Regions from separate parts of the Homo sapiens genome. Here regions 1 and 2 are each linked to region 3. A link is a loop called in an ENCODE intact Hi-C map of the cell type or tissue named here. Cell type or tissue: heart left ventricle. All regions are shown on one strand.

The links. Peaks named below come from ENCODE experiments on the same cell type or tissue, not always from the same donor. Only the 100,000 strongest peaks of a DNase experiment are listed, where the experiment ranks them.
Region 1: it touches region 3 in a loop (5-fold over the local background); 20 of 110 quality-filtered maps call a loop at or near these places.
Region 2: a loop joins it to region 3, with 2.8 times the contacts of the local background. A loop is called at or near these places in 36 of 110 quality-filtered maps.

The regions. Positions count from the first base shown.
Region 1 is chr17:4,070,111-4,078,110 of GRCh38, forward strand. It overlaps ZZEF1 (zinc finger ZZ-type and EF-hand domain containing 1), which reads right to left. Exons shown (of 55, transcript NM_015113.4): 19 at 7,773-7,932; 20 at 6,758-6,879; 21 at 6,527-6,649; 22 at 5,153-5,319; 23 at 4,987-5,068; 24 at 4,040-4,241; 25 at 2,498-2,646; 26 at 574-814. Among named protein-coding and RNA genes, the nearest start is that of ZZEF1, 69 kb to the right of the region's middle. In heart left ventricle, a CTCF peak has its summit at 4,922 (motif pointing left); no DNase peak of the experiment used is centred here; H3K27ac peaks cover 496 bases.
Region 2 is chr17:4,000,629-4,008,628 of GRCh38, forward strand. It overlaps ZZEF1 (zinc finger ZZ-type and EF-hand domain containing 1), which reads right to left. Exons shown (of 55, transcript NM_015113.4): 55 at 3,817-6,342. The coding sequence ends at 6,262. Among named protein-coding and RNA genes, the nearest start is that of LINC01975, 28 kb to the left of the region's middle. RefSeq lists silencers at 4,041-4,120, 4,221-4,300 and an enhancer at 6,467-7,434. In heart left ventricle, CTCF peaks have their summits at 4,175 (motif pointing left) and 7,606 (motif pointing left); DNase peaks (open chromatin) are centred at 2,678, 2,960, 3,693, 4,173 and 1 weaker place; H3K27ac peaks cover 926 bases.
Region 3 is chr17:3,733,538-3,741,537 of GRCh38, forward strand. ITGAE (integrin subunit alpha E) reads right to left here. Exons shown (of 31, transcript NM_002208.5): 20 at 6,268-6,341; 21 at 1,280-1,412. Among named protein-coding and RNA genes, the nearest start is that of HASPIN, 14 kb to the left of the region's middle. RefSeq lists an enhancer at 4,258-4,552. In heart left ventricle, CTCF peaks have their summits at 909 and 4,343 (motif pointing right); a DNase peak (open chromatin) is centred at 4,334; H3K4me3 peaks cover 580 bases; H3K27ac peaks cover 262 bases; H3K27me3 peaks cover 807 bases.

The sequences.
Region 1 (8,000 bases), 340 kb after region 3:
GATGGTGAGGAGAAGGTTATCAGCAAAGGAAGCCTAGTGGGGTGATGCTACGAAGGCGCTGCAAGCTAGCTAAAGGTAATAGTTAATACCTACAGCTTCCTCCTTGGTTATTACTACATTCAAGAACTTAAACATCTGTGGTTTTAATTGGAATTTCTTAGAATGTTAGAGCGAATCACCCTTAAACCAATTTTACAGATAAAGAAACTGAGGTGCAGAAAGGTCGTCTGATTAACCTGAAGCTGCACAACTTTTGAGTTTTTGCACTGGGACCAGGACCCAAGTTAAGGTTTCTTTCCATTAAATTTCTCAGCAGTTTTCCATGAGAATTCTGGATAAAGATAATTTACCTGCTAATTTTGCAACTCAAGGTTAGGTGCCACACATTATAATCTGCTAACCATAAAGTGGCCATGAATCTTTTAATAGGCAAAGTAGAACCAACAAGATGATGTTTACAGTTATAGAAATGTGTTTATATTTTAAAATATTTTAAATGTTCACTTAAGATAGGCTTTCTTAAAACTTAGCAATTAGCCTTCAGATCAAAAATATTCCCTGTAATAAAGTTACCATATTTTTGCAGCTTCTCATATAAATCTGGAGTGCGATACACCAGAGCAGCAAAGGTGGCGTTCACAGCTTGATCAATAGTGGAACCAGCAACTATATCTGTCTTTGGGGCCTGTTTTCTACATGCCTGTATGAATCCTTTGAAAAGTTCTGAATATGGCCCACAGAAGTTCTGAGCAGGCTCTGACTGGGCAAAATCAAGAAGAAAATGGCGGCAGGGGTCGTCAGGAATGTTCTTAACCTGGAAACAAAAAATAAACCCATCACATTTAACACATTCATTCAAAAAATAAAATTTATTGAGCAAACTATTAGGCCAAAGCAGAAGTATAAAACACAGTGAACACTCTCCGGAAGTTTAAATCTATTTTAGGAAGACCAGACAGAGATATGAGTTAAAAAAAGATAAACATAAATAAAACATTAAAAGCATTAGAACTAGCATTCCCGTAAAGCAAAAGATTATCAAGTGCCAAATGCCTAGAAGGGATACCCAGTGCTGAGAATTCAAAGGAGAGAGATCCTGGTAGGTTAAAGTAATTAAGAAAAGCCTCCTGGAGGATATGGGCTTTGGCCTGGACCCTGAAGGATTGGCAGATTTGGCTCTGAGGAACATAACCATTAGCAGAGGTTACGAGTCAGTGGGGAGACTGACCTGGCCTGAAGTCTCAGCTGGGGAGTGATGGGAACTAGAGTCAGATAGGTAAGGTGAAAGGAGACTGCAGAGAGCCTTGACTGTCACATTGAGGAGTTAGACTTCACCCTGTGGGCAATGGGGAGCCATTAATGGTGCTTGGCAGTGGAATGACAAGATAATGCAGTGATTATAAAAAAAACTTGGTAGGTACGAATGTCATAAGGCAGGTGCAAATGAGGGCCCGGATAAAGATGCAGACAGAGGAAAGGACAGAGATGAACATCATGAGGAAGAATCCACAGGACCTGCAAGCTGACTGGACAGGAATGGGGAGACAGGTGAGGACAGGGGATGCTAGGGAGCAGTGGCTTCAGGCCTGGGGAACACTGACCACCACAGAAGTGACCGGTCTTTGGTTTTACACTTCTGAGTTAAGGGGAGTCAGGACATTTAAATGGAAATGCCTCACAGGAAGATGGAAACAGGTACTTGGAGCGGGGAGAAAACCAGACCTGGAGACTGATATTAGGAATTAGGGCCACAATGTTTGACAGGAGAAGAAAGTGGAGAGGATGAAGTCTTGGTGGGCTGTGGGGAAGGGAAGAAAGCCTGAATAAAGCCTACCCTTTAGGGAAGGAGGAATATGAAAAGTCAATGAAGGAGGCAAGTGGGCAGTCAGATGTAAGAGAAGACAGCGGACTAGCATGGATCCAAAGAAGAGAGGGTCTGAAGGAGCCAAATTTAACAGAGGCAAGGAGAACAGAAGCTGAGGAAGAGCCACTGGATTTGGCAATTAACTACTGAATAACGTGGGGCAGGGCAGGGAGGGGAAGGAAGAAAAGTAGAATACAGAAATAGAGGGAAGGAGAGGTGAAAAATAAAGACAGGGCAAACTTTTTAGTTTTTAAAATCTTATACACCTAAATCATGTGCTGTAATTCTAAGGAGAACAAAAGGTATAGCACAAATCATTGCTCTAAAGCTTGACTCAGTAGGCACTAGAAGTACACTCAATTGTTTGCCTGATAACTCCATCAACAGAGATTTACTGAGCACCTCCTACATTTCACCCAAGTCACGCATTCAGTATTTCTGAACACCTATTGCGCACTGGCCCCTGTGGGACACGGTGGCGTTAACAAGTTAACAAGGTATAGTTTCTGGCCTCAAGGAGCTAACTGCTTAATACGGGTAGTAAGATAGAAACACAAGTGTTTATAACTTAAAGTAATAAATACTTGCAGGCAGTTTCCAGTCTAAATAGAAAGAAAACGGAAGAGTAAATACCTCCTTACTATTCCGGTGTGGGTGAGTGGGCCAGCTTGCTTCTAATTCCAACTCTGGACAAACCTGATGCCTGAAGACAGGTTTCCACAGTGGGGAGCTTAGGACTAATGCCATTTTTGCCTGAGGTACTACCATGTTACTTCCTAACTCTAGAAAGAGAAGAAGACATATGACAGTTCTATTTTTGCCTTAATATATTGAGAATCTTTGAAATGAGAAAGAAAAGGTTAAAAAAAACCATGGATACTATTAAAACTTAGAGAAAGTTTACCCACATACCAGAATGTAATTGTGATACTTTGTAAACACATACCACAGATTAAGCTAAACCACCAAGTCCTGAAATACTGCTGCTCTGTGGAACAACTTCAGTTACAAGGTACCTTGGAAATGACTAATCTGTTTATAGTAAGCTGAAAATAGGATATGAACCATTTCTGGCATATAACACGAGGCCATTCAGGAACATTTAATTATGGAAAAACATTCACAATTTGTAAACTTAATTCTGTAGCAAATAATAAATATCCAGCATAGATGTGTTTAGAATAGGCAAAGAGAAAAGAATAGGTGGAAATAAAAATGCTAATAGCTATTTCTTTCTTTCTTGGAGAAATATTAAAAAAATCAGTTACTTCTGAGTGTTAGGATTAAGGATGATTCTATTTTCCTTTGTTTTTTTCCACTATGTAATTTTTCTATATTTTACTTCTAAAACTGGAAAAACTCAAGAAATGATCAAGAAATAAAATACAGTAGAAAGTTTTATTCTGTAATTCTTGTTCCCTGGAAGAATTAAATAAACAATTATACTGAACACATCTTTTTCCTTTTGTTTTAAGAGACAAGAGTCTCTCTCTGTTACCCAGACTGGAGTGCAGCAGTATGATCACAGCTCACTGCATGCAGCCTCTAACTCCTGGGCTCAAGTGATCCTCCTGCCTCAGCCTCCCAAGTAGCTGAGACAAAAGGCATATGCCACCACACCTGGCTAATTTTTACATTTTTTTTGGTAAAGATAGGGATCTCACTATGCTGCCCAGGCTGGTTTCAAACTCCTGGGATCAAGAAATCCTCCCACCTTGGCCTCCTAAAGTGCTGGGATTACCAGCATGAGCCACCTTGCTCAGCCCTGAATGAATCACTTTAAAACAAAATCCATAGTCACATATCTACATATATTTACATAAATATTCACATATTTAAAGGATATGCAATCAACTTATTCTATACTCCTGCCTTTTGGTTGGACTATACCTACACCTACTTGCAAAAAAATGACAATGTTGCCAAAAAAAAAAGCTGTTATCCTCCATAGACAGAGAACCCATGGCAGCCTTCCTGCTATGTTCCAAAGTCTAAGGCAAAAAGCTTCGTGACAATGGTATTGAGTGGACACTTTATTCTTTCGGTTTAAAGGAAACTGAAAAGGCGTATTATTAACCCCCTGCCATTACGTGGAAACGACCTACAAGAGGGCAAGCGCGCATCTTGCACTTCACCGTGGTTGTAAGAAGGGAAAGCACAGGGATGTGCACTTACGGCGCACAGACTTGAGCGCCATGCACTGGGAAGCCAGGCGTCCCATCAGCCGGGAGACGAGGAGCTGTAAATCCAGCCCCCAAGACACGGCAACATCGGGCAGCCCACAGGCAGTGACAGTGAATTTGTAGCCCCATTCGTTGTGACTGCTGTCAGAGTGAAAGAGGAACTGCAACCGAGGACCGGCCTTGAAGGTCACTTTCTAGAGACAAACAGAAATCATGTGGTCAGACAGATTAGAGGAGGAGTGCTTCAGAAATCAGCATGCTCTTCATGACGAGAAACATCTCAGTTTAAAATTGATCTCTATTTCCACATGTCCAAAATGACTAACGGAGAAATGTACAAAGGGGTGACGGAAACAGACCATTCACAGCCACACCCCATGAAGAAGGAGAGTTGGCAGAATACTGCTGCTCAGCTTTCTACACCTGGGGTGACCATCTGTCCACTACCGACTCAGCCAGTGGTCACATTTCCATGCCTCTGCTCCTGCCAAGACCACTGACCATGGAGAGAAGGTCAACAGTCTGAGGCAGTACTAAACCTCCAGCCCAAGAGCTCAAGCAGCTCTAACTGTGAGGCAGACTCTTGGCTTCCATCACATGGTCTGGGCCATCCTCCTAGACCCACCAGCACTTCTTGCTAAGGATGAAGGCTCTTCATTTACTCTAGACAACGCTGTCTGCTGCAACTACTCAACTCTGCCACTGCAGTGCCAAAGCAGCTATAAATGATAAACAGGCATGGCTGTGTTCCAAAAAAATTTGTTTACAAAACAGGTGACAGACTATAGCTGGTCAAACTCTGATATAAATCCTTCCTTTCACAAACGTGTAACATAAATGCCTCCCTTCAAAGACCTTACCTCTACTGCCCCCTGAAGGCTGACAAAAGGAAAAGCATTGGTGCAGAAGTAGGTACCTCTTTCTGGGACTATCACTCACCTTGGGCCATTTATCAGTGCCAACTTTTGTGTCATAGCGTGTTTTCCGACCTCTAGCGTCGGTAAATTCCAGATAATCATACCTGTGAAGGCATAACCTCTATTAGCTTCCTTCTCTCATTGCTGACCTATTAGCGCTTGGGGGTGAAAGAATATAGAAGTCTTACCTTTTTTCAGTTTCACACCTGTCATCGAATTCCACTTCAAAATAGGTTGCCCCTGGGCTAACAAAGACGGATACCTCATGGCAATTATTTTCATAGTTGTGGGCAGATTCCTTCGTCCACGTATGTAACACCACAGGCTGTTCCTGTTGCCAGGTCTCAACATCCAGCTATGATAACAAATGAGCCAGGGGAAAGAAAGGTTCTATCACTAGACACCTAGCCACATGCAGCAGACTGTTTCTCTATCAGTGCTCCAGGCAGATGGCCTTGACAGCCCTGCACAAACCAGCAGGCAGGCTCGAAGACAAACCTGACATTCCCATCTTCACACAGATCAACACACGTCCACCACGCAGCCGAGGAGATGTGCTTTTATTACACACAAAAACTCCATGACCAGCTTGTACCTTTTCGCTATGACAGAACTACTTACAAATCATTACCAGTGTGAATTCCCAGTGGAAAAAGTACTGAATGAGGAGTTTAAAGACCTCACATTCCTACCTGGGACACTGGCAAATCTGGATCTACTCTCCCTTCCTCTCCTACCCTTTTCTTTTGAGCGGGGGGTTGGGGGGGGGCCTTTGGTTTTTTACCTGTTAAATATAAATGCCTTTTCTACTGCCACAGAGTTGTGCTCTGTGGCACACAAAAGACACACAAGAAGAAGCTCACACAAGACAGTGATTAAACGTTATGTATGTATAATTAAGTAAGGGAGAAATTTCTTCTAAAGACAAAATGTAATTTGCCTTTCAACATACATTTTCTCTTCTAGACTTCAATTTTGTCACTCACTTACATGGTTTTTATATAACTTCATCAACTATAAAATGATGAGATTCATCTCTACAGCTTTTTCTGCGTCTCCTTTCTTTTTTTTTTTTGAGACGGAGTCTCGCTCTGTGGCCCAGGCGGGAGTGCAGTGGCGCAATCTCGGCTCACTGCAAGCTCCGCCTCCCGGGTTCACGCCATTCTCCTGCCTCAGCCTCCCGAGTAGCTGGGACTACAGGCGCCCACCATCACGCCCGGCTAATTTTTTTTGTATTTTTAGTAGAGACGGGGTTTCACCGTGTTAGCCAGGATGGTCTCGATCTCCTGACCTCGTGATCCGCCCGCCTCGGCCTCCCAAAGTGCTGGGATTACAAGCGTGAGCCACTGCGCCCGGCCTCTGCGTCTCCTTTCTAATGCTGACCAGGCCACATCGACTTGGACTGACATTCACCCTTGTTGGCAAGCCCACTGATAAAATCAAGGGAGCCTTCTAGAGGCTGCTCAGCTGTGCCTATCTGCAGTCCGTGGTCCACTTCACTAAGTGTGTCCCATCACTCCTGAGAGAGAACACGGGGCGGCTCAAGTGCTGACTCGAGTTACCTTCCTCAGTCCTCCTTCGGGGCCACTACAGAGCTTCTTCAGGAGTTCTGTGAGGACGCTGAACTCTCTCAAGAGCACGCAGTGTGGGATGTCTAAAGTGCAGAAGTCCAGCAGGAAGATAACCTAATGGAAGATGGATGAAGCACTCAGCGTCCACCTTAGGCTGGGCCTGGGGATGCAGACCCCCAACCCCCTTCCGGTTCTTTACAAATAGCTGCTAGTTTTTCTTACCAGTTGACGAGCTGCCATTGAAAACACTGAGTTACATAATCTTTCTACTATGGTTTTTCCACTGTACTGTGAGAAAAGGGATTCCAAAATCGCTCTCATGCTTGCCAGAAACTGGCCCACATCTACCGAAACAAAGAAAATAATTAATATATTATATAGTAGAAATGTCACATGCTTGGTTATCACCACAGACAAGAATAAAGAGACTCCAGAAGCTGCAGAGGGGGTTCCACAGCGAAGACCACAAGGCCAGCAAGTGCCGTCCTAATGCATTCCTCCTGGAGGAAGAAGCAGTGCGAATTTCAGTACAAGACTCACTTTTAAAGGGATTTTTTTTTGTCTTTTGATGAAGTAGAGGAGCACTTGTAGAAGTGAAATTCCATGCCTGACTAACCCAGCTGTCAGCCTCTCCTTTTCCTTCTGTTTACAATGAGCCCGTGCATTAGGTGTACCAATCTAACAGGCCAAGCTCTAGGTGGCAGGACCCAATATAAGTGTTTTCGTCACAGCTGCTGGGACCAAGTTTGATGGAACTACATTTTCCACGTATAATTTGTCAGCACCCGTTGGGTTTCATATAATTTTCTGTGAGTTTACAGAACATGAATCTAATTATTCTCGGTAATCAGCAATGGTCACAATGCTCATACACCTTAGATTTCTAAAATTCAAGACTTTCATTTTTAGATGACTTGATTAAAACAGGGATAGACTCTCCTGAAGAGCGAGACATCACGTAAGAGTGCTATATGATTGCAAAAGCAATATTTAGGCTGTGAAATGATCTAATTCTACAATAAAAATACTTAGGCATACCACCACACTCAGAGAGTAAACTCTAGACAAAAAGACATGCTGTTGAATTCTATTTTAATTAGACCAAACCAGTCCAAGAATCTGAATCGTAATGAAGAAAGCCATATGCACACTCATTGCATGAGTTACTAAAGAAGAGAACACTCAGAGTCAAAACCCAAACGCCATCTGTTTTCATGGATTTTATATTGAAACTCACATTTTTCAATAAGGTCCACGGCAAGATCTTTGGCTCCAGAGTCCGTGCTCTTCAGCTGCAGGTAGCACCAGGATAGCAGGCTGCCTTGGACGGACCAGAACAGGGAGAAGAGCACAGAGCCCACCTCCCCTGGGGCCCCACTGAGCATTAACAGCTCGCACTACAAGGGAGGAGACAAACAGAAAGTGTTCGTGACAAGGCCATTCACAGAGCATAGCCAAGGGCATC
Region 2 (8,000 bases), 270 kb after region 3:
AAAACAGTAAATTGGCCGGGTGTGGTGGCTTACACCTGTAATCCCAGCACTTTGGGAGGCCGAGGCGGGTGGATCATGAGATCAGGAGATCGAGACCATCCTGGCTAACATGGTGAAACCCCATCTCTACTAAAAAGACAAAAAATTAGCCAGGTGTGGTGGCAGGCACCTGTAATCCCAGCTACTCGGGAGACTGAGGCAGGAGAATCGCTTGAACCCGGGAGGTGGATGTTTCAGTGAGCCGAGATCGCGCCACTGCACTCCACCCTGGGTGACAGTGAGACTCGGTCTCAAACAAACAAACAAAACAAACAAACAAAAAACAGTAAATTAACTCACGGCTAGAAGATACCAGCCAACAGCTTGGGAAGCCTCACATGAAGAGAGAGTGAGAAGCCCTCTCCACTGGGGAATCAGAGGTGGTCAGTGGCCGCGAGGAAGAGGAGAGAGCCATCACCTGGTGCTTTAATTTTCGCCCTCACCTGCCTGAAAACCCAGGTGGAAGCAGGGCAGGAGAATGAGCGGAGGAGGAAGAGGAGGAAGAGGCAGGATGGAGGGCGGGAGAGAGAGGGAGCCGACATCTTTGAGTCCCTGGAATTTAGCTTTGCCTGGGGCTAGAGGCAACCCTCGGGCTTTTCGGTTTTGTAAGTCAATCCATTTCCGTGTTAAGTTAGTTTGGAGTGTCTTTAACTTGCAACTGAAGAAATCCCAACGAATCCTGGGACAGCGCCTCCAGATAGGAAGTCTAGAAGCTGGTTGGGCATGAGCAAAGCTACGTACGCCAAGAACCCCAAGAGAGAAGGAGAATTTGGTAATGGAGCAACTGGATGCCATCTGTGGCTTGACTGGACACTGTTGGAGGCCTTTTTATTTCTGGAATTTTTACATTTCCTTTCCATATACTGTCCATATTTAATGTCATGAGAAGAGAGCTGTGACATTATTTCAACCTACTGGAGCCAAATTGTTGCATAAAGTTGGGTCAGAAATACTTTCCGCTGAGGTGAGAGGACACCTTGCCACCTCCTGGAGATGGGTAGTTCTAGGGCTCAAACAATGGAATGAAGGAGTCAGACTGTCAGACTCCTGGCTTTCTGCTCCCACCGCCCCAGAGTGTTGGCTTGTCAGCCTCCAGCTGACATCTCGTCTCGGCACAAAGGGAGTGCGTAGGAGCAGGGCTCCTTCCCCAGAGCCTCTGGAGAATGCAGCCATAGAGCCGCCTTGTTACCAGAAAGGGGTCCCAATCCAGACCCCAGAGAGGGTTCTTGAATCTCATGCAAGAAAGAATTTGAGGTGAGTCCACAGAGTAAAGTGAAAACAAGTTTATTCGGAAAGAAATAAAGAATGGCTACTCCAAAGGCAGAGCAGCCTCGAGGTGCCCATTTTTATGGTTACTTCTTTTTATTTATTTGAGACAGTCTCACTCTGTTGCCCAGGCTGGAGTGCAGTAGCGTGATCTTGGCTCGCTGCAACCTCCGCCTCCTGGGTTCAAGTGATTCTGCTGCCTCAGCCTCCCGAGTAGCTGAGATTACAGGCACGCACCACCATGCCTGGCTAATTTTTGTATTTTTAGTAGAGACAGGGTTTCACCATGTTGGCCAGGCTGGTCTCAAACTCCTGACCTCGTGATCCATCTGCCTCAGCCTCCCAAAGTGCTGGAGTTATAGGCATGAGCCACCGTGCCTGGCCTATTTCTTGATTATATGCTAAATAGAGGTGTGTTATTCATGCTTCCCCTTTTTAGACCATATAGGGTTACTTCCTGACATTGACATGCCATTTGTAAACTGTCACAGCGCTGGTAGGAGTGTAGCAATGAGGACAACCAGAGGTCACTCTTGTGGCCATCTGGGTTTTGGTGTTTTGGCCAGCTTCTTTACTGCAACCTGTTTCATCAGCAGGGCCTCTATGACGTGTATCTTGTGCCGACCTCCTATCTCGTCCTGTGACTCAGAATGTCTAACCGTCTGGAAATGCAGCCAGTAGGTCTCAACCTTATTTTACCCAGCCCCTATTCAAAATGGAGTTGCTCTGGTTCAGACACCTCTGACGGCCTCACTGCAAGAAGGGCTGGGACACAGAAGCGAGCTTACTTGGGGTGGGCAGGGGGAGGGAGCAGGGAGGACTTAATCATGACTTTCCTCATGAGCTAGTAGAAAGTCCTACCTTTCTTGAGATTAAACTGTGTAGAGTCACCACCTGCAAAAAATTGGATTTTGTCAGCAGGGAAGGAGGGGAGGGGTAGGAGATGGCAGCTAGGGAAGCGACAGGGCCGTGTTTTATTTATTTTTATTTTTTGAGACAGAGTTTTGCTCTCGTTGCCCAGGCTGGAGTGCAATGGTGCCATCTCAGCTCACCGCAACCTCTGCCTCCCAGGTTCAAGCGATTCTCCTGCCTCAGCCCCCTGAGTTGCTGGGATTACAGGCATGCGCCACCAGGCCTGGCCAAGTTTGTATTTTTAGGAGAGACGGGGTTTCTCCATGTTGGTCAGGCTGGTCTCGAACTCCCGACCTCAGGTGATCCACCCACCTCGACCTCCCTAAGTGTTGGGATTACAGGCGTGAGCCACCACACCTGGCCAGGGCCGTGTTTTGACTTGGCTTCCGTCTGAGTGCCTGGGCTGCTCACTGGTGGTTCCGCATGAAGCCCCGGCGCTAGGTCTGTGGAGGGCATGTATTGAGCGGGTGAGCGCGCGCTGAGCGCCTCTGTGCTGCAGCCGTGGCTGGGGGCCGGGGCTCTCCACCCGCCTCCCGCGTGGTTCGAGGCTGACTTCCCACCGCTTCTGCCTCTCGATAAATGAGGCTCAGCTGGTGGAACCCTGTGTTTCTCTTCAGTTCTAAAAGCTTGGGCTCAACTTGCTTGGCTCTCTGTGGCCTTCTTCTTAGTCCGCTGGTGCTGGCTTAGTCACACTAGCCGGGCAGGGCTCAGATGGACGCGCCTGCTTTTCAGAGTGAAGCCCCAGTGTGCTCCGGACAAGGTGAGGCGGGGAGGGCATCAACATTTGCACCAGGTCCTAGAGATCGCCTCGGGAGCGGCACAGGCCTGGGAGCACCCAGTCCTGCTGAGTCTCAGGTTTCTCTCTGGGCTGAGGGATAGTGAGGGCTGAGGCTGGGTCCAGACCCTGCCTGGGGCTCCCCCGAAAGCAGTCTGGGGCTTTGGGGGATGTGTCAGACTCTGTCGGGCTGGAACAAATGGGCCTCAAAGGTTGGTTAAGTGCAGCCCCTGCCAAGAAGGCACGCTTCTGTAATTTGCCAGACAGTCCTCAGCCCCAGAATGCCTCTGGGAAGGAGACAGAGCAGCGCGTGGCAAAGCAGAGGCGGGGAGGAGGAGGAAGCGGGAGGCCCAGGTAAACCTCAGGCCACACTTGGGCCAGAGGCAGGGTCCAAAGGCCGGCGGGAAGGCAGCCAGTCCCAGGAAGGCAGCAGGCGCACTGCCTGGGGCCCTGCCTTCCTCCTCCGGGTTCCGCAGTGTCCTGCGGGCTACCAGAGAGGTCCACGGCGGGCGGTGGGGCCAGGGGAGCCTGGCCGAAGAGCAGAGGCCCCCACGGCGCCCTGTGTGTGGAAACCTCCGGATGGCCGCAGGGGGGTGGGGGGAGAACCAAAGCCCTGGGATCGCCGGGGGAGGGGCGGGGGCTTGGCTCGGGCTTGGGAGGAGGATGATCTGGAGGAAGGCCTACAGCAGCTTTCCATTCTTTCAGCCCTGAGCCCCCGAGTCTCCGCCTCGCATCCGTTCGGGCGCGGTGTAAACTCCACGCCTGAGCTCCACGAGACACGGCGGGGCGGAGGGAGGAGGGAGAGACCAGTCCACACACAGGCGTACCTTATTATATAGAATTTGTACAATATATTTCTTTTCGTTTGCATATTTTACCCACAGCTTAACATCCTTTTTACAGGCTGAACTCACTCAGGCTGATAGAATCAAAATTCTTTCAACCAAATAAGAAAAATTCAAAATCGTAAACCCGTAAGAAAACAAATTAAAAACGGTGATGAAAATACGTCACTCCTCTCGTTAGGAACAGTGTCTGTTTGTACAACAGGTATGCTCTGGAACAGGATTTCTTTACAGCGTAGGCACGTGTTTCCACCTTTGCTCTGCGGGCTTCGCCTCCTCCGGGCCTGGGGCTCCTGGAAAGCGCCGGGACGCGGCGGCTCTGGCTCGGCAGCGCCACCCGGTGGCCGGAGACAGAGGCGGCCGGGCCGAGCCGGGAGAGCAGCCGCGGGTGCGAGCGGACTCAGGCTTGTTTCCCGTGAACTGCAGCGAAGATCCCAGAACAGCAAGGGCAGTGGGCGGACAGGTGCTCTGGGGAGCCCAGCGTTTATTTACAGCTGATCTTCCTGACGGGAGGATGGAGTACAGCGGCGGCCACTGCCATAGGGGAGGTGACTCCGGCCCTACCGCCCGCTTTACTCGGAGTCTGGGGTGTGGAGGGGCGTGGGTGGCGCTATCTCGTCTACCTTCCAGGTTGGCTGTGAGTCTGAGCACGCAGCGGGGCCTCCCTCCCAAGCACTAAGACTTGTTTCCTGTGAGTCCCCTCTTGGGAAACTCCTTACTGGGAGGCCTCCTCGGGTCTGAGGGATGAAGAAGGTGGGGCCTTCTCTGGGGTGGTGCAGGCAGCTCCCAAAGCAAGGTAGGTTTGGCAAAGAGCAAAAGATGGGAAAAGGGTTTCTACGGAGCCAGCAGCACCTGCCTATTCAGGTCCCAAGCCACAGGAACCAGGCCAGGCCTTTCCACCAGGGCAATGGCCTCAGTCCTCAGGCCACCAAGTTCCAGGACCTGCCCCATGTGTTCCCGTCTCCCTTAAATCCCACCCTCCACCCGCCCCGGGATGGTTCTACCAGAACTCTGGGGCTTAGCTGAGAACCCAATTGTAGGGCTGTGAAGCCCGCTGCACCTTGGAGTCCTGACCCAGAAGGCGAAAGTGCTCTTATAGGAAGATGCTTCCAGACCTGCAGACTTGGGCCCTTGCAATCCAGATCCCTGCAGACCCTGCACAGAGGGATCTTCAGAGGCCACGGGGCACACTGGGCCATGGCAATGCTGACCTGGTCAAGCTTGGCCTTGGTGGTGGGGCCCCTTCTCTGGCTCTGGCACTGTGTGGTGGGACGTGCTTCGGCCCAGACACTGCCCCTAAAGGCATGCTCCAACCCCACGGGTCCCACTAAGGCCGGCACGCAGCCCACACGCCAGACTTGCTTCATGTTCCCAAGCGTGGCTCTGGAGGGAGAATCATCATCGGCACTCCAGGGCAAGACTAAACCCATCAAAAGAAAAATGTAAAACAGCACTGACTAGAACTAATGTCGTTATTGCTACAAGTGACAGCCAAACAGCCACGCAGAGTCCCAGAGGTGGGTATGACAGACTACCATGACTATCAAGCAGAAATAAAATTATGTGGGTTTTTACTCTTAAAATAAGATATCCTCTGATCATCTTCACGGTACATAAGCTCACGCGTGCTCCTCACATTCTGCTCCTTTCACAGAATGGTCAGTCCCCGGTCATGCCCTCGAGCCCCTCCAGGGAGACAGTGTGGTTCTGCTCTAAAAACGTGAGGTGGAAACTGAAATATGTCAAAACAACAACTGAGGAACTGCGGCTGTGCTGCCTGGTGCATGAGCAGACGTACAGGGGCGCCTGCCGGCTGTCCCCAAGGGCACTTGTTCTCCTCAAGGAGTTCTCTGGGAGGGTGCGGCCGTGCAGGGAGCTAGCTCGATGCCTGGTTCTGTACTGGATGCTTGGGGATCACTGGTGGCTAGGAGGGGCTCTCGCCAGTTTTGGTTTGGTGTGAAAAGCAAAGAGGTGCTCCCAGGCTGGGCAGCCACTGGGGGTCTTGCTGGAAAGGTGGATCTGGGTGGACTGTGCCTCCCTCTGAAGGCAAGTGCAGGCAGTTCCAGCTCCACGGAGACAGAAACCAGTTGAGAGAGGCCGCTTCCAAGTCTTCCCAGGCCCACGGCTCCTGCAGTGACAGCCTCTGGAGAAGGCTGGTCTCTGAACCTTCTTAAGGGCCCCCTGCCCACCCTTTCTGAGGCATTCTGCACTGCTTGGCTTATTTTCACCATGCTACAGCCTGTGCTTGTGTCCAGCCTACGCACGGGAGCTCTTGGAGACGTGGCTGCTTGGCATCCTAACTGGAGTGGTCAGCTCAAGGAGAGCTGGGCACTGGCGCTACAGGAGTTTTCCTGAATGAGGTTAGATGTCTGCTCTAAAATCCCTGTGGCAGATGAACTAGTCCCATGCACGCCCCACCAAGGGCTAACACTCCACATTCCAGAGGCGGGTGGCCTTGTTTGGGTAGTTGATGGCCAGGCTGATGGCAGCAATGTTCTGCAGAGCCTGTAGAGGGAAAAAGAGTTGTCGCCAATGTCGGGAGCCACTCCCTCATTCAGTGAGTGCTGATAAGACCCTCAGCTGAGCACTGAGGATGTGGGGACGGAGGAGGGGAACCAGATGTGTTCCCCTCCCCCACAGGCCTGCAGAGTGGAGAGAGAAAAAAAATGCTATTAAGAGCACATGAAAGCTCCAAATGTAGGTAGGAATCATCACTGCCCAGAGGGGCAGTCCCAGGGCGGAGGCTCAGAAGGCTGTCTGCAGAGGTCTGGGAAAACTCTCTGGGGAAAACAGTGCAAAGATGCAGGTGGGGAAGGGCAAGGCACTCACAGGAAACGAACAGCCAGTGCTGGGGACCAGAGGGAGTAGAGAAAACAGGGCCAGGAGGGCACTGAGATGCCCTGGAGGCGAGGCCAGGCCCGTCAGGCCTTCAGGGTCTGGGCAGCAAGAGGGTGGAGGTGGCAGAGGGAGGAAGAGGGGGTTGGCAGGGAGACGTGTCAGGGAGAAACGTCAGGACACTGGTGCAGTACACTCAACAGGCTGTGGGGGGGGTCAGAAGAGGGTAAGGAGGAAATGGAGACTGGACAGGGGCAGCAAGAGGGACCCGCCCACAGGCAAGCCGCCATGCTGAGCTTTGGGGCCAGGACGGGCAAATATCAAAATTTCGTTACATGATGTGATGAAACCTGGGGTGGCGGCGGCAATGCTGGTAGGTAGCTGTTGGGGGTAAGGGAGTTTCTACTCTGCCTACAGGTCTCGGGTGAATTCACACAAACTCTTCGGTATGGGCTGGGGGCATTTCCACTTCCGAGCGTACACGTCAAAGCCTACAACAGGAAAGAAGACCCTTTTCCTGCAAAAGGGCGGTGTGTTCGGAGACTACTTCCAAGGGACAGAGCGCCGCGCTCAGGCAGGGCTCTTGGCTGGGTGTCCCGGCTGGGTGTCCACCCACGGGTAACCCTGTGAGCCTCAGTGTCCCTAGCTGTCCTCCGGGGGGGTGGGGGTGTTGGGCCACACACGCGATGATATTCAAGGAGTCCAAGGTTCTCAAAATGTACTCTGGGGCCAGGCGACTCCCGAGACCCTTTTGGGGTCTGCAAGGTTCATTTTTGACTTTCCTTCTCCTGAGTATATGGTGGAGTGTTCCAGAGCCTGACGTGTGATCTGACTGACTGCAGAAGCAGACATGAGAACATGAGAATCCAGCTGTCTTCTACGAGGCCAGACATGAGAGGGGTCTGCAAGGATGGAACACAACAGCGCCACCCTCTGCAGGCATTCCTTTTTTCTTTTTTGGTCACCTATTTGTCCCAGAGCACTCAGTAATTACTTTGTTTTGAAAAGTTAGAGTCGTTTTTCACAAGACGTGTTATTCATGTTAACATGAAATGGGTTCACTACTTTAAAAAAATAAATTGATAAAGGTTTACACTTTTGCTTAATTTTTAAATTGAAAATCTCGTTTCTAATGGCACATATGGATATATGCATAATAGACATATCCAAAAGCTTTCTGAGCTCCTCAGTCAGTGAAAAGTGTGAAGCGTCCTGAGACCAAACAGCTGTCAGAAGAGGAGTTCCGCTACCAGAGAAGCAACTCACATCTAAAAATATGTGAAATCTAACTCCACGGAAACTTCAAGAATCAGCCAAACTAAATTTAA
Region 3 (8,000 bases):
AGCCTCCCGAGTAGCTGGGATTACAGGTGTACATCACCACACCTGGCTAATTTTTGTATTTTTAGTAGAGACGGGGTTTTGCCATGTTGGCCAGGCTGGTCTCGAACTCCTGACCTCAGGTGATCCGCCCGCCTCGGCCTCCCAAAGTGCTGGGATTACAGGCATGGGCCACTGCACCCATCCAAAAACTACACTATTGTGTGTATCACTGAACAATGGAAAAGGCGGTTATTAAAGGACTCCAGGGAAGGGTGGAGTTCAGATGAAATGTAAATAAAGTCCTGTTTTGATGGTAAAGCAGGGCTGAGTGTCAAGGAGTCAGTCACCAGCAGGCCAGCCTGTGAATCAGACCCAGGGCCCGCTTCCTGGGAAACCATTAATATGGAGTAGAAAGTTGACAGACACTGTATCTGAAGCTCTCTACCTCAGGTGGAAACAGACTCTTCTCTTGGTCAAAATGACTTACACTCTCCAGGCAAGAGGGATAGGGGTTCATAATTACCGACGTAACTACTTCAAACAGCAAAGTTTTCTTTCTTGTTTTTTCTTTTGAGACAGACTCTTGCTCTGTGGCCCAGGCTGGAGTGCAGTGGCGCAATCTCGGCTCACTGCAAGCTCCGCCTCCCGGGTTCACGCCATTCTCCTGCCTCAGCCTCCCGAGTAGCTGGGACTACAGGCACCCGCCATCGCGCCCAGCTAATTTTTTTTTGTATTTTTAGTAGAGACGGGGTTTCACCGTGTTAGCCAGGATGGTCTCGATCTCCTGACCTCGTGATCCGCCCGTCTCGGCCTCCCAAAGTGCTGGGATTACAGGTGTGAGCCACCGTTCCCGGCCCAAAGTTTTCTGATCTGTGATTTTAGAGAATAAAATTTCTCAGTGCAGTGATACTTGTCAGCCACAGGGTGTCCTCGGGAAACAGACTGTTTCCTAGTATCTGTGTCTGTATCCAGCCTTGGGAATGGCAGGGCAGATTTTCACTTTCCCAGTCTAAGCTAATTTTTACTTTCTCAGTGTCTTAGGGCATTAGACTCACTTCTCTCTCAGAACCCTGGTGAAGAAAGGGCCGCACATAGGGAGGGTGGCACTGCAGCAGAATATGGTGCCTCGGGAGGCATGGAGCCGGACTGGCGGGGATTTATCTAGTTATTAACCATCTGTTGGTTGGACCAGGAGGAGGCTGGAGGCAGGGGTGCCAGTGAGGGGGCCACCACAGAAAAGCAGGCATGCAGCGAGGGAGGGGCGTGAGGGACCTGTTTCCACAGCCACCGTCACAGTCACCTTTTGCATCCTCTTCAACTGCAGGTTTCTGGGGTAATTCAAGGCCATGCTTGTCATGTAGGAATCTTCCCCGGAGTTAGTTAGGTTAATGTTCAGGGTCAGCTCCTTTGTGAGACCCACCACCAACTCCTGCCTGCACAGGGTACAGATAAAAATGTTACAGTTTATTTCATCTGTAAAAACCTCAACGCAATACAATAGGACATTCACCGAGGCTAGAGCGTGGTGCTGTGGTGCAATGATCACGGCTCACCGCAGCCTCCACTTCCTGGGTTCAAGTGATCCTCCCACCTCAGCCTCCCGAGTAGCTGGGACTACAGGTGTTTACCACCATGCCCAGCTAATATTTTTCTTATTTTTATTTTTTTGAGACGGAGTTTCGTTCTTGTTGCCCAGGCTGGAGTGCAATGGCACGATCTCGGCTCACTGCAACCTCCACCTCCCAGGTTCAAGCAATTCTCCCGTCTCAGCCTCCTGAGTAGCTGGGATTACAGGCACGCGCCACCATGCCTGGCTAATTTTGTATTTTTATTAGGGACGGGGTTTCTCCACGTTGGTCAGGCTGGTCTCGAACTCCTGACCTCAGGTGATCCGCCTGCCTCGGCCTCCCAAAGTGCTGGGATTACAGGCGTGAGCCACCCAGCCTGGCCAATGTGCAGCTAATTTTTGTATTTTTTGTAGAGACAGGGTCTCGCCATGTGGAGGCGGGTCTTGAACTCCTGGGCTCAAGTGATCCACCTGCCTTGGCCTCCCACAGTGCTGGGATTACAGGTGTAAGCCACCGCACACAGCCCAGAATAGCACCTTCTTAAGTAACTTCTTAGATAAGTTGCCTAAGGAATACGTTTAGCTTAGACATTCTTCCTCTCAACATAAGCAAACAGCTGGACTGCCACGCCCATCTCAGTTGTTGCATGAGATGACGATAATAGCTGCCCTTTATTTAGTGCTTACCATGTGCCAAGGACTGCGTCTCACACGCTCAACCCTCATAGTAACCCTGTGAAATAGTACAGCTACTCTCCATTTTATAGAAGAGGAAACAGAAGCCAAGACAGGCTAATTACCTGTCATCCCAACACTTTGGGAGGCCGAGGCGGGTAGATCACCTGAGGTCAGGAGTTCAAGACCAGCCTGGCCAAGATGGTGAAACCCCGTCTCTACTAAAAATACAAAAAGTAGCCGGGTGTGGTGGCAGGTGCCTGTAATCCCAGCTACTCGGGAGGCTGAGACAGAGAATTGCTTGAACCCGGTAGGGGGAGTTTGCAGAGGGCTGAGATCACGCCACTATACTCCAGCCTGGGTGACAGCATGAGACTCCATCTCAAAAAAAGAAAAAAAAAATTAGCCAGGTGTGGTGCAGGCACTTGTAATCCCAGCTATTCAGGAGGCTGAGGCAGGAGAATTGCTTGAGCCCGGGAGGCAGAGGTTGCAGTGAGCCATGAGCACACTATTGCACTCCAGCCTGGGCAACAAGAGTGAAACTCTGTCTCAAAATAAATAAATAAATAAATAAAAGGCTAATTAAATGCCTGGAGTCTAGTAGTCCAAAGAATTGAGAGAATTGTACCCAAATCCTCTTTCTACCACCAATTCACTGTGACCCTAGGTGAGGTACTCTATGACACAAATTCATCCATGCCACAATATTTATGGGGCACTGCTGTGCACTGGAGAACAGTGTGCATAAGACATACTGTCCTACCCCGTTTCTTGGCCTCAGCTTCCTACCCACAAAATCATTCAGACCCTTCCCATTAAAAGGCTGTGGTTTAAGACATGGGTCCACATGTCCTGGAAAAGAGGGTCCTGGGGATGTGTGAAAGGGTCCTCCAGAATGCTGAGGTATCACAGGGACCCAGAGTGCAGAACCACTCTCAGTAGCTGAGATTGACAGAAAAACATATTAGCAATACCGAGAAAACTGTTTTCCATCTGAAATGTCCAAAGATGAGATGTGCAGATCTAGGAAGTATGGCCTCCCAAAGTGCTGGGATTACAGGCGTGAGCCACCACGCCCGGCCTAGGAAGTAATGTGAGGTGTGTTTTGTTCCCATTGTTTGGTTTTGGTTTGGTTTTTATCCCAGCTGAGAAGAGGCTGGATTGACTGGAGGGAGAGACAGGAAGCAGAGACAGAGCCTGCTGTCTCCACCCGAGAGATGATACATGCCTGAAATAAGGAAACAGTAGTGGATGCCTGGACACGGTGGCTCACGCCTGTAATCCCAGCACTTTGGGAGGTGAGGCAGGTGGATCACTTGAGGCCAAGAGTTCAAGACCAGCCTGGCCAACATGGTAAAACCCCGTCTCTACTAAAAATACAAAAATTAGCTGAGTGTGGTCACGTGCGCCTGTGATCCCAGCTACACAGGAGGCTGAGGCAGGAGAAGCACTTGAAGCCGGGAGGCGGAGGTTGCAGTGAGCCAAGATCGCGCCACTGCACTCCTGCCTGGGTGACAGAGTGAGACCCTGTCTCAAAAGAAGAAGAAGAAGAAAAAAGACAACAGTAGTGGAGAAGGAAAGAAGTCAGAGACAGTAAAGCAAATGAAACGAAAAAGAGGCAGGGGAGGGGGGACAGAGGAGTTAAGGGCAAGTTCTGAGTTTCTAGCTCAGGTGGCTGAGTGGTGCCGGTGGCTGAGTGGTGCCGGTGGCTGAGTGGTGCCATTGACTGAGGGAGGTAACATGGGAGGAAGACCCAAGGGTGGAAGAAGATGCGTTCAATCGGGGACATGACAAGAGGTGCATATAGGATAACAAAGCAGAGATGCTGACATGTCAGCTGGACACACATCTTAGAGCTCAGGCGTGAGACCTCAGTGTCATCAGAATATTAACAGCGTTGCCTAATCTGAGGCCTAGGGACCGTCTCAGAGGGCCCGGAATGCCAAAATTTATGTATGCACATGTGATCTTCTAAGGAGAGGGGTCTGTAGTCTTCATTAGATTCTTTTGGGGATCTATGTCCTCAGGTCAAAAACCACTGAGACAGCTGGACACCGACGACCAGGCTCACTAGCGTTTTTGAAAGAGAAGCGTTTGCTTGCTATGTACACTAGGGGGCGATGTAGGGCAAGCCATGCGTGCTGTATCTCTACTACCCCCAGTAGCTGGCTGGGAGGTTGGTTCTTGGCTGTAATTAATTCCCTGCTGGAAACAGCTGTGCCTGCTTGTTAGCCTGGATTCCAGAGCATTTGAAAGTCTTCAATTGGTCCTGCAAATGTCTATGAAAGGGCTGACCAGGACTTGGGGAACTGCGTTCTTCCCCATATACGGCAACTCCAGCCAGCTGGCCAACAGAATCACAATACATACACAACACTAGTCGCCAAGGACGCTTGTTTGTTTTGTTTTGTTACCCTCCCCCCCTCCCCGTTTTTGGAGTCTTGCTCTGTCACCCAGGCTGGAGTGCAGTGGAGCGATCTCGGCTCACTGCACCCTCCGCCTCCCGAGTTTGAGCGATTCTCCTGCCTCAGCCTGCCCAGTAGCTGTGATTACAGGCGCCCACCACCATGCCCAGCTAATTTTTGTATTTTTAGTAGAGACGGGGTTTTACCATGTTGACCAGGCTTGTCTCAAACTCCTGACCTCATGATCCGCCTACCTCTGCCTCCCAAAGTGCTGGGATTACAGGCATGAGCCACCGCGCCCGGCCTGGGGGGCATTCTAAGACCACTACATGTCTAAACCCACACTCATGTGCTTGGCAACACTGTCATTCTGGAATTCAGTGTGGTCCAATAGAACGTCTGCAGCGATGGAGACAGGCGGTATCTGCGCTGCCCAACACCACCAGCCACAGGCGGCCACTGAGTCTTTGAAGTGTGGCTAATGTGACTGAGGAACAAAATGTTTCATTGTGATTAATTTTAACTCATGTACATGTAAACAGCTAAGCGTGGCTGGTGTGTTGGACAGTGCAGTGCCGCATGCTGGGGCTGTGGCCCTCTTTCCTCCCTCCGCCTCCATTCTGTCAGCACGTGCTACGTATGAGCTGTCACTTTAAACTGTTACTCCCGTCATGGCCCAGCCCACACCGCCTCTCACCTGAGTGGTTACAAAGGGAGCAAGTGCCGCTTCTCTTCTCAGCTAAGCAGCAAGAAGGATCCTGCTAAGCTGCATGAGTGTGTCACTCCTCTGACTTCCCAGCTCACAGCAAAAGCCCTTCTGAGGGCTTAAGAAGCCCCATGGCCTCTTCCCCCTTCCTCCCCTTCCCTCATTACACCCCGCCCCACTCCACTGCAGCCACTAGCTCCTCACCCTGCCCCCCACCCACCAGGCAGGCTTCCAACCCAGGGTACCTGCAGCTGCTCTTCCCTTAGACACCCAACCACATAGCTCGTTCCCCTACCTCCTCCAGTGTGTGCCAAAGTGTCACCCTCCGTGACCACCCCATTGAAAACTTCAGCATCAGCTGCCACCCAACACTCCTTCCCACCTTCCCTGTGTCTTCAACGTTCATCTCATCAACATGGAATTTACCTACTTACCATCTTCTCCCCCTAAGAGCACCAGGAGGGCAGGGATTTTTGTCTGTGTTGTTCACAGAAGTATCCCCAGCACCTAGAGTGCTTGGCACAAAGTAGATGGTCCAGAAATATTTGATTGATTAGTTAATTTGGCCAAGAGGTGGGCCGGGAAAGAGGTTACCTCTAACTGAGGTAGAGGTCAGCCTGGCTGTGAAGAACGCTGGGTTCTGAATATAGCATTGTCCGGGATGTCAAGAGACCCAGGTTCAAGTCCACCAAATGGCCTATGCAGGGCCCTCGGCGACTGAGTCTGCTTCCTAATCTAGAAAGTGGGAAGACAGATCTCTGTCTTGCCTCCCTTCTGGGGTAGCTGAGGACATATTGAGATAATAAGTGCAGAAGCCATTTGTGGGCCACGGGGAGAGGGGAAGGGGATGTGCAGGGTGTCCTAATGAAGGAATTGCCCAGGCAAGCGTTCGGGAGAAGGTTAATCGAGGAAACTGACGGCTATGTCCAACTCACTGAGAGACGGTGGTGGCCAACTGTAATTCTGCGACACAAAACAGCTTATTCTTGCAGGCCTTCTCATAGGGCAGCTGTAACCAGACAGAGAGTCCCGATCAGCCCAGGCTCCGCCTTCCCCAGCAGCCCTGCCTCCGGCTCTTCTCCTTATAGGAAGTTTTGGGCTGTGCCTCCTGCTCACCCTGAGAAGTGCAGTTACAGGGAGGTGAGGGGTGCAGGCTGGGATTGTCCCCGAAGAGCAGGGACTGTGACATTCCTGGGTGACATTCCTGGATCTGTCCTATAACATGGGCACACTGTGACCCAGTCCTTTGACCAAGGTAAAAACTGGGGTGACCTTCACGGAATGTTAGGGGTGCCCATGACATTTACATCATGCGAATTCAGCAGCAACACACAGCTCACGACTTTGAGCATTCAGGGAGCAGACACCTACGCGAAGAGAAGCTTCCTTAGTCCTTTCGGATATAGGCAGAACAGCCCGGGCAGGAGTGGGGGATGCCTAGCCAAATATCGTCAAGGTCCAGGCCTTGGAGGTTCCTTCCTCATGGCTAGTCATCTGTTTTTTCGGTTGTTTGTTTGTTTGTTTTCAGATGGAGTCTCGCTCTGTCATCCAGGCTGGAGTGCAATGGCGCGATCTCGGCTCACTGCCATCTCTGCCTCCCGGATTCAAGCGATTCTCCTGCCTCAGCCTCCCAAGTAGCTGGGATTACAGGCATGTGCCACCACGCCTGGCTAACTTTGTATTTTTATTAGAGAAAGGGTTTCGCCATGTTGACCAGGTTGGTCTCAAACTCCTGACCTCAGGTCATCCACCCACCTTGGCCTTCCAAAGTGTTGGGATTACAGGTGTGAGCCACCGCGCCCGGCCTGGCTAGTCGTCTCTGTAAGCTAACTATTTCCCTTGCCTACACATAATCGACTAATTCTGAAAGCCACATTTCAAAAGGCCCCATGGAGGTTGAAAAGCTCCAGTTCGTGTTTTTAAAAATTCCAGTGTTCTAAAGTAGCTGGGTCTGTTTTTGTATTATGAAGGAAGGCAGCCAGCTCCTCGGCTGGAGAGCCTCTGCACTTCGCACTTCTCTCCCGGTGGCCACCTCGGCAGCTGTCTGCAGGTCTGTTCCCACGGCCTAGAGGGGGAATGACAGCCCAGGGCTTGAAAGGGAACTTTCTACTTCCTGCGGAAGGGGGATGCCATTTGCAGAAGTCAAAGCGTGGCGCTCTCTCTAAGTGGGTCAACAGTTTCATGCAGGGTTTTTTGTTGTATTTTTTTTTTTTTTTTTTTTTTTTTGAGACGGAGTCTCGCTCTGTCGCCCAGGCTGGAGTGCAGTGGCGCAATCTCCGCTCACTGCAAGCTCCGCCTCCCGGGTTCACGCCATTCTCCTGCCTCAGACTCCCGAGTAGCTGGGACTACAGCTGCCCGCCACCACGCCCAGCTAATTTTTTTTTTTTTTTTGTATTTTTAGTAGAGACGGGGTTTCACTGTGTTAGCCAGGATGGTCTCGATCTCCTGACCTCATGATCCGCCAGCCTCGGCCTCCCAAAGTGCTGGGATTACAGGCGTGAGCCCCCGCGCCCGGCCTTTTGTTGTATTTTTAATATAGCCACATAGCCTGATCTCTTCCACCCAGCCCCAGTGAAAGAGAATGGGGTTAAGCCATCTAAACTCCCAGCCAGAACGCACTCTCTGGTAACACCGATGTGCCTAATACCACGTGGTTTTTTCCTCACCC